Regions from separate parts of the Homo sapiens genome. Here region 2 is linked to region 1. Evidence: chromatin contacts called from ENCODE Hi-C or POLR2A ChIA-PET data. All regions are on one chromosome and are shown on one strand. The core of a region is the stretch at or near the end of the contact, and the rest is flanking DNA. Distances in the headings are between cores, read along the strand shown. Region 1 overlaps FAM193A (family with sequence similarity 193 member A). Region 2 overlaps TNIP2 (TNFAIP3 interacting protein 2).

The links. A loop is a pair of places that touch in the nucleus more often than their neighbours do. ChIA-PET counts read pairs that join two places held with the same protein, here RNA polymerase II (POLR2A). Pooled maps may share reads with other maps.
Region 2: a pooled map shows a loop between it and region 1 (10-fold over the local background). The contact joins two enhancer-like sites. A Hi-C loop is called at or near these places in 6 of 50 pooled maps. POLR2A ChIA-PET finds 5 or more read pairs at or near these places in 3 of 52 experiments (PC-3, activated CD4-positive, alpha-beta T cell and common myeloid progenitor, CD34-positive).

The regions. Positions count from the first base shown.
Region 1 is chr4:2,569,373-2,572,956 of GRCh38, reverse strand. All of the region lies in intron 1 of FAM193A (family with sequence similarity 193 member A), which reads right to left. Among named protein-coding and RNA genes, the nearest start is that of FAM193A, 35 kb to the right of the region's middle. Within about 2 kb of position 1,882, at least 9 of the 41 ENCODE cell types and tissues checked have a DNase peak (open chromatin) inside an H3K27ac peak, as active enhancers do.
Region 2 is chr4:2,744,514-2,748,097 of GRCh38, reverse strand. It overlaps TNIP2 (TNFAIP3 interacting protein 2), which reads left to right. Exons shown (of 6, transcript NM_024309.4): 2 at 153-443; 3 at 2,563-2,652; 4 at 3,153-3,401. Among named protein-coding and RNA genes, the nearest start is that of TNIP2, 10 kb to the left of the region's middle. RefSeq lists enhancers at 261-310, 1,721-2,160, 2,756-3,256. Within about 2 kb of position 1,782, at least 21 of the 41 ENCODE cell types and tissues checked have a DNase peak (open chromatin) inside an H3K27ac peak, as active enhancers do.

The DNA of each region.
Region 1 (3,584 bases), core at 633-3,132:
CAGAATCCTAAGAATTAGCTTTGATCCTGCTACGTTCAACCCATCTCTCTCTCTCACCCCCATCGCCACTGTCGCCTCTCACCTGGATTACAGAAAAGCCTTCTATCTGCCTTCCGTTGTTATCCAGCAAACCACTATTCTCACTGCAGCCAGGTCTTTAAAAAAAAAAAAAAAAAAAATTCCTCCTCTGCTCAAAGCCCTTCAACTGTTCCCAACTGCACTTAATCTAAAGACCAAAATCCTCGCCCCAGCCCTCCAGGTCCCACGTGAGCTCCCCCACTTCCTCTAGGCCCCTTCTTCTATGTCCAGCTACCAGCAACATGTCGCCTCCCACACCAGGCTGTGGCACAGGGCTCCTCTTACCTGGGACTGACAACTCCAACCTATCTGCAGCCTCAGCTCACCCTACAGCCTTTAATCTCATTTCCATCTCTCAGTTTACAAATCAGGAGGACATACAGTGTCCCTAGGAAGACTGGAGAACGCCCAAGTCCCCACTGCAGCGAGCACTGTGGGGCCACAACCTCAGACAATCTGGTTTCCATTTAGGCACCGTACACAACCTCATTTCAGGGGAAACGGTATTAGAAAACTTGAAATGTTACCTTGGACTTTTTTTTTTTTTTTTGAGATGAAGTCTCACTCTGTCGCCTAGGCTGCAGTCCAGTGGCGCGATCTTGGCTCACGGCAACCTCTGCCTGCCAGGTTCAAGCGATTCTCCTGCCCCAGCCTCCCCAATAGCTGGGATTACTGGCACACACAACCACACCCAGTTTTTTTTTTTTTTTTTTGGACACAGAGGCTGGCCTTGTCGCCCAGGCTGGACTGCAGTGGTGTAATCTCGGCTCACTGCAACCTCCGCCTCCTGGGTTCAAGTGATTCTCCTGCCTCAGCCTCCTAAGTAGCTGGGATTACAGGCACATGCCACCATGCCCAGCTAATTTTTTGTATCTTTAGTAGAGATGGGGTTTCACCATGTTGGCCAGGCTGGTCTTGATCTCCTGACCTCATGATCCACCAGCCTCAGCCTCTCGAAGTGCTGGGATTACAGGCGTGAGCCACAGCGCCTGGCCTTTGACCAAGATTTAGAAAGTAGTAAACAAAAAGTTCTGGTCTAGGCAGAGCGCTGTGGCTCACACCTGTAATCCCAGCTCTTTGGGAGGCTGAGGCCGGTGGATCACCTGAGGTCGGGAGTTCAACACCAGCCTGGCCAACATGGCGAAACTCTGTCTCTACTAAAAATACAAAAATTAGCTGGGCTTGGTGGCACGCTCCTGTAATCCCGCTACTTGGGAAGCTGAGGTGAGAGAATCGCTTGAACCAAGGAGGCAGAGTTTGCAGTGAGCCAAGATCATGCCACTGCACTCCAGCCTGGAGGACAGAGCGAAACTCTGTGTCAAAAAAAAAAAAGTTCTGCTCTAGAATTTCACTCTACACATACCTCTCAAAACCCTTTTCCACAAAGACATCTTTAAATAAAATAGGACTTCTACCTCAGAAGCCATTCACTTCCAAAACCCTAGTACAAATCTAAATTTTTTATACATAACCAAACAGAAGTTCACTGTGCCAACAAGTACCAGTCTCCGAGCTGCTGGCAAGGTGGTGCCACATCTGCCTGGTACTCTAGAACCTGCCCTCTCCTCCAGGGCTCAGAATGGATAATTAATCCATGGGGTACAGGGCAGCCTGTACAATACAGCTGTTCTCTTCAGGACCCACAACAAGGCCTGTCATAAAAACATAATTTGGTCCACTTACGGGAAATGTGAACTAAAGACAAAGCAACACTGCCAGTAATACATCATTGGAAGCTGCCAGGAGGAAGGGCTGGGGCCGCGGAGGGAGTCACTAAAGAGCAGAGCCTATGGGTAAGGTGACAAGGCAGGAAAGAGGCTCTGCGAAGTCCCCCATAGGGAGAGAGCCACAGCACAGACAGCTGCCCACACCCCCACCCACTCCGTAAGCGAAACTGAGTGTGTGAACCCTGAATACAACAGGCAGAGGTAGGGGAGGAAGTGTACGGCAGAAGAGAAATAGGCCCTGTGTGTTCGGTACTCAAAGTGCTTGACTTACTACCCAGGATACATGACCACCTGAGTAAGGCCCATCTGTGAGTGAGACTTGCAGTAAATACGCATTCTCCTAAATCACAAAAGCTCCCAGGCCGGGGAGTGGGGCCTGAAAACTAGCCTAGCCCTGATCTGAGGAGGAGCTCACCAAGGCCTGTACCCATGGGGTAACTGGTCCCCCTACAGAGACACTGTCTCCTAAACTGCCCACAGCCTTGCACCTAGACATGGCAAGGCTTATTTCCTGTGTCACTATGATGGGGAGAAATGAGTTCCCATTATTCCAGTCAAGAGAGCAGGCTAGAGGGCCCTTTACTGCTGTGTCCTATAACGAAAGATGTGGCATGACCTCTGCAAGGAGGGTAACAGTTCATGGAACCTTGGGAAAAGTTAAAGATATATGGAGGAAAAAAACATAAGGAGATTTGGTTTATTTCAGTATCTCCTGAGCCATGTCACCAAAGCTCACTGCAGCGATTTAGAGTTGCTTCTTTAGCACAGAATGACTCTCTGAACTTAGATTCAGAGTTAGGGTTACCAAATCCACAGTAACTCATAGAATGTACTGCTTTCTTACAAACAGAAGATATCTGAACACACTGAATTCAACCCTGCAGGGAGACATAAGGGTACCATGATTTGTTCAAGGAAGTACAGATTCAAACCGGCCCAATGAGTTTAACTAATGGCATGTGGAGACTACGAACATTCACTACTGTCCAGAATCCCGGATTCTGAAGTACTTTTGGGCTATTTAGCAGTTCAGTCACAATTTCAGAAGATACCCAAAAGTGAAGAAAAGTCATACTCTCAGTTTCTGTAACTTATTAGATGTGAAAACCTCCAGATGTATTTGACTTATCCAGCATCTGACCCTAACAGTGTGGTTCAAACTTCAAGAGCATCTGAATGAGACGAAATCAAATTATGGTCCCCCTCAACAATTTGCCATCCTAAAATTCTAGAGATAAATATATAAATCCCAGAACAATCTAAAAATCTGTAACTTTGTGACCAAATTCCAGGTAATACTGGAGTCCAACCAATTATGAAAACTTATTTTATTTTAATGGAATTAGCAGCTGGGTGCAGTGGATTACAATCATAATTCTAACACTTTGGGAGGCCGAGGCAGGAGGATCACTTGAGCCCAGGAGTTCAAGACCAGCCTGGGCAACACAGCAAGACCAGCTTTTAAAAATTTTTTAAAGTTTTAAAAATTAACCGGGTGTGGTGGTGCATGCCTGTGGTCCCAGCTACTCGGGAGGCAGAGGCAGGAGGATAGCTTGAGCCTGGGAGATTGAGGCTGCAGTGAGTCATGATCGGCCACTGCACTCCGGACCGGGTGACGGAGAAGACCCTGTCTCAAAAAGAATTTGTTTTAATAATAATAAAAATGGCAAATAGCACCAAACTCACATCTGCACAACTGTGCTTAAATATGACAATAAAATAAATAGGATTCGATAAACTACCTTTGGGCTGCTTTTGTATTACTGCTAAATAAAATCC
Region 2 (3,584 bases), core at 533-3,032, 180 kb before region 1:
TAATTGTTAGTTCAAACGCCCAACTTCTGAGTGAGTATGTTTGTGTCTGGTGATGGGGCATCCACGCCAGGTCTTCTTTTGCTTTCTGAACATTTGCTCTTGACACTGCTTCTTTTAATTCAGTAAACTGTGCTTTTAAATCTTCCACTTAGGAAATTGAGAGGCTGACTGAGCGACTAGAAGAAAAAGAGAGGGAGATGCAGCAGCTGCTGAGCCAGCCCCAACACGAGCGAGAGAAGGAAGTCGTCCTGCTACGGAGGAGCATGGCAGAAGGGGAGCGCGCCCGGGCCGCCAGTGACGTCCTGTGCCGCTCCTTGGCCAACGAGACCCATCAGCTGCGGAGGACGCTGACCGCCACCGCCCACATGTGTCAGCATCTGGCCAAGTGTCTGGATGAACGACAGCATGCACAAAGGAATGTGGGGGAGAGAAGTCCTGACCAGGTAGGCCACAGTGTAAGCAGAGTGTGGGGAAGACCTCTGTGTGCTGGGAGCATCGCCTACAGGCCCCTGATCACAGAGGTGGGGGGGCGCCCCAGAACCCACTTCTGTTCTCAGTAACGAGAGTCAGCTGACGGGGCAAAGCTCACTCATCCAAGGGTTTCTTTTAAAATGATGGAACATGCAAAATGTAATAGGAAAGCAGGCAGCCACCTCACTGCCCAGCACCAGGCCTGTGGCCGACCCCGCTCCCAGGTGGGAGATGGCACTTGGCTTTCATCTGCCTCAGCTGAGGATGAGGAGGAGGAGCTGAGCCTGGCAGAGCTGCCTGGAGGAAGTGTAGTCACATCCTCCATCCGAGGAAACTGAAGCAGAGCCAGGTGGTACTGCTGGGGATGGGGAGTGCCTCCAGTTCCACACCCCAAACTCCTGGAAGGACCGTGAGTGCCCGCCTTCTTCAGGCTCAGTGTGTCTGAGTGCATGCAGGCACAGCTGGAACCGCCATCTCCAAAGCTGGCTTTAGGCATGTCCTTGCCAGCAGCACGGCCTCCCGCAAGCTTGGAGACCTGGCTCAGGGCCACAGCCTCCTCATCATCAAAGCAAGGGCCGGGGGCAGCGGCACCAAGTGACAGTGAGGGCCAAAGAAGGGTTCGCTGGACCTCCAGGATAGGCTGGATCTGGGCTGTAGCTCTCTGTGGGGTCTAGTGGGAGAGAGAAGGACCGTGGGAGTTTCAGCATCAGGAGAAACCAGGGGGCTCCTAGGCAGAAAAGTAGGGGAGCAGTGGCCCAAGGCATCTGTGTGCCAGGCACCTTCCATCTTGCTGGTGCTTGTGGTGGTCTGTGTGTGGCAGGCAGGGGAATGGAGGCACTCCGTGCACATCTCACCTAGGCTGAGACCCCATCTCACTCGCACTGCCGGGCACAGGGCCTCTCGCTCGGGTCCTTTCTAGGCAGTTCTCTGAGGCAGCACCAAGGTTCATGCAGAAACACACGCGCTGGGATGTTCTGTGGCAGACAGTACATCCCGCACCCATCAGCAGCTTCACCGAGGCGCCCACTGGGGAGAAGGTTGGTCTGAGAACTGCCCACCTCAGCTGGGTGGATTCCAGGCGGGGAACCTCAGAGAGGACACAGCTGCATTCAGAAACCAGAGGAAAAGTGCCGTCTGGGCGGAGGCAGGGTGTTCTGGTCTGATTTTGAGTCACTGTGTCATTTCCCTCTGGGGATTTGAAAGGAGCCACACACAGTGTTGAGCCTGAGGCGGGGGTGGGGCCAGTGGCAGGGTAGGCCCTCATCACAGTCTCTAAATAAGTGTCACTTCTCAGCCCTGAACTCAGCTGAGTCACCCGGGGCTTCCCGGTGTAGGCTGTGTTAGGACGTGCACTTCCTTTGTCATTTGAGGGGAATTCTCAAAAATTATGTCACTGAGATACAGTCAGAATTGTAGGGTACACACGAGTTTCAGGAGACTTTTCATTCAGCTCTGTAGTTGTTAGTGGGGGTTGGTTTGGGTTGTGGCTTCGGTGACTCCTGACCCTGCGTGGGGCAGAGGTTAGATTCCTGTGTCCAGAATCACCTGGTTGAACCCGATTGTCTGCAGACAGGACAGTGTCATGGGCTCCAAAGGAGGTAAGCAGGGTGCATGGCCAGGCCCACCCTGGGCAGCTGGGGGCCCCCTCACTGGAGATCCTCTGGTTTACAATGGGATTCAGCTTCCTGCCTTCCCTGCTGTCTGTGATAATGGCAAATCTCTGGCAATGAGAAGACTTTATCATGTCTGGTGTGCCAATCCCTGCAGACATTATGGCTTTAGAATATTTACATTCCAAATATTTAAAAGACAAACAGCTCAAACTGGTAGGTGGGACGGGATAAGGACAGTGTGAAAGGTGGTGTGGCCTGAAGACCTCCCATCCGGGCTCTGGCCTGGGCCAGGTGGGGTGGGCCTGGGCAGGGAGAAGGTGGTCCCTTGTCCCTGCTTTGCTTCTCTACCAAATGAATGATCACTACCCGCTGCACTGGGGGACGCAGTGATAATCTGTGGCCTCAGCCTCTGGGTCTAGCTTTCTCCCCTCTTGCTGTATGTGACAGAGTGTCTTCTCTCTGTCCCTTCCTCATGCAGTCGGAACACACAGATGGGCACACCTCTGTCCAGAGTGTTATTGAGAAGTTGCAGGAAGAAAATCGACTGTTAAAACAGAAGGTGACTCACGTGAGTGTCTTTCACATTTCGTTTGAGAAGAACACATGGCTTACAAACTGTAAGTGAGGGTTCTTTCCTTGGCTGATGCCCAGAGTCGCCCCCCGCCCTCTGGCCACTAGGACTTGATACACACAGTCCCTAGAGACTGGACTTTTTTGCTTAAAACGACGTACGGGACATGTCCTGTCCATCTCCATCCCCCTAAAATTAATCCACAAGTCAGTAAAGGAGATGCAAGAGTTAGCAGCAGGAGGTCCATTTTCTAAGACAGCAAAGCTGCACCGAGTCCACCTCCGTTCATGCTGCTTGCGTACGGGTGTCATCGTGCTGCCTCAGGATTCTCTAGCGGGCCTAGTGTCTGCTCTCTACAGAACAGGGAGGGGCAGCTTCCATTTAAGAGGAAACTCTCACTCAGCGAATCACTGCTAATACATAATTCACACTGGGTGCTGGCTTGAGCAGCTTTGTCAGCTGCCTTCACCGTGAGCTTTCCGGCTCCACCTCTTCAGGTTGAAGACCTCAATGCCAAGTGGCAGCGCTACAACGCCAGCAGGGACGAATACGTGAGGGGGCTCCATGCGCAGCTCAGGGGGCTGCAGATCCCCCACGAGCCCGAGCTGATGAGGAAGGAGATCTCCCGGCTCAACAGACAGTTGGAAGAGAAAATAAATGACTGTGCCGAAGTGAAGCAGGAGCTGGCGGCCTCCAGGACGGCCCGGGATGCTGCGTTGGAGCGGGTGCAGATGCTGGAACAGCAGGTGTCTGTCCCTCGGGCTCCGGACGGCACTGACCAGATGTCTGCTGGCCGGTGGTGGCCGAAATCATGGGACAGGCTGGGCTGAAGGCTTGGTGGCACTGAGTGGGCAGTGGTCACTGTGGGGGTGGGAGAAGCCTGGTGGGGCGCTTCCTCCTTCCTTGAGCAGAAATGTGTGTCTCGCCTC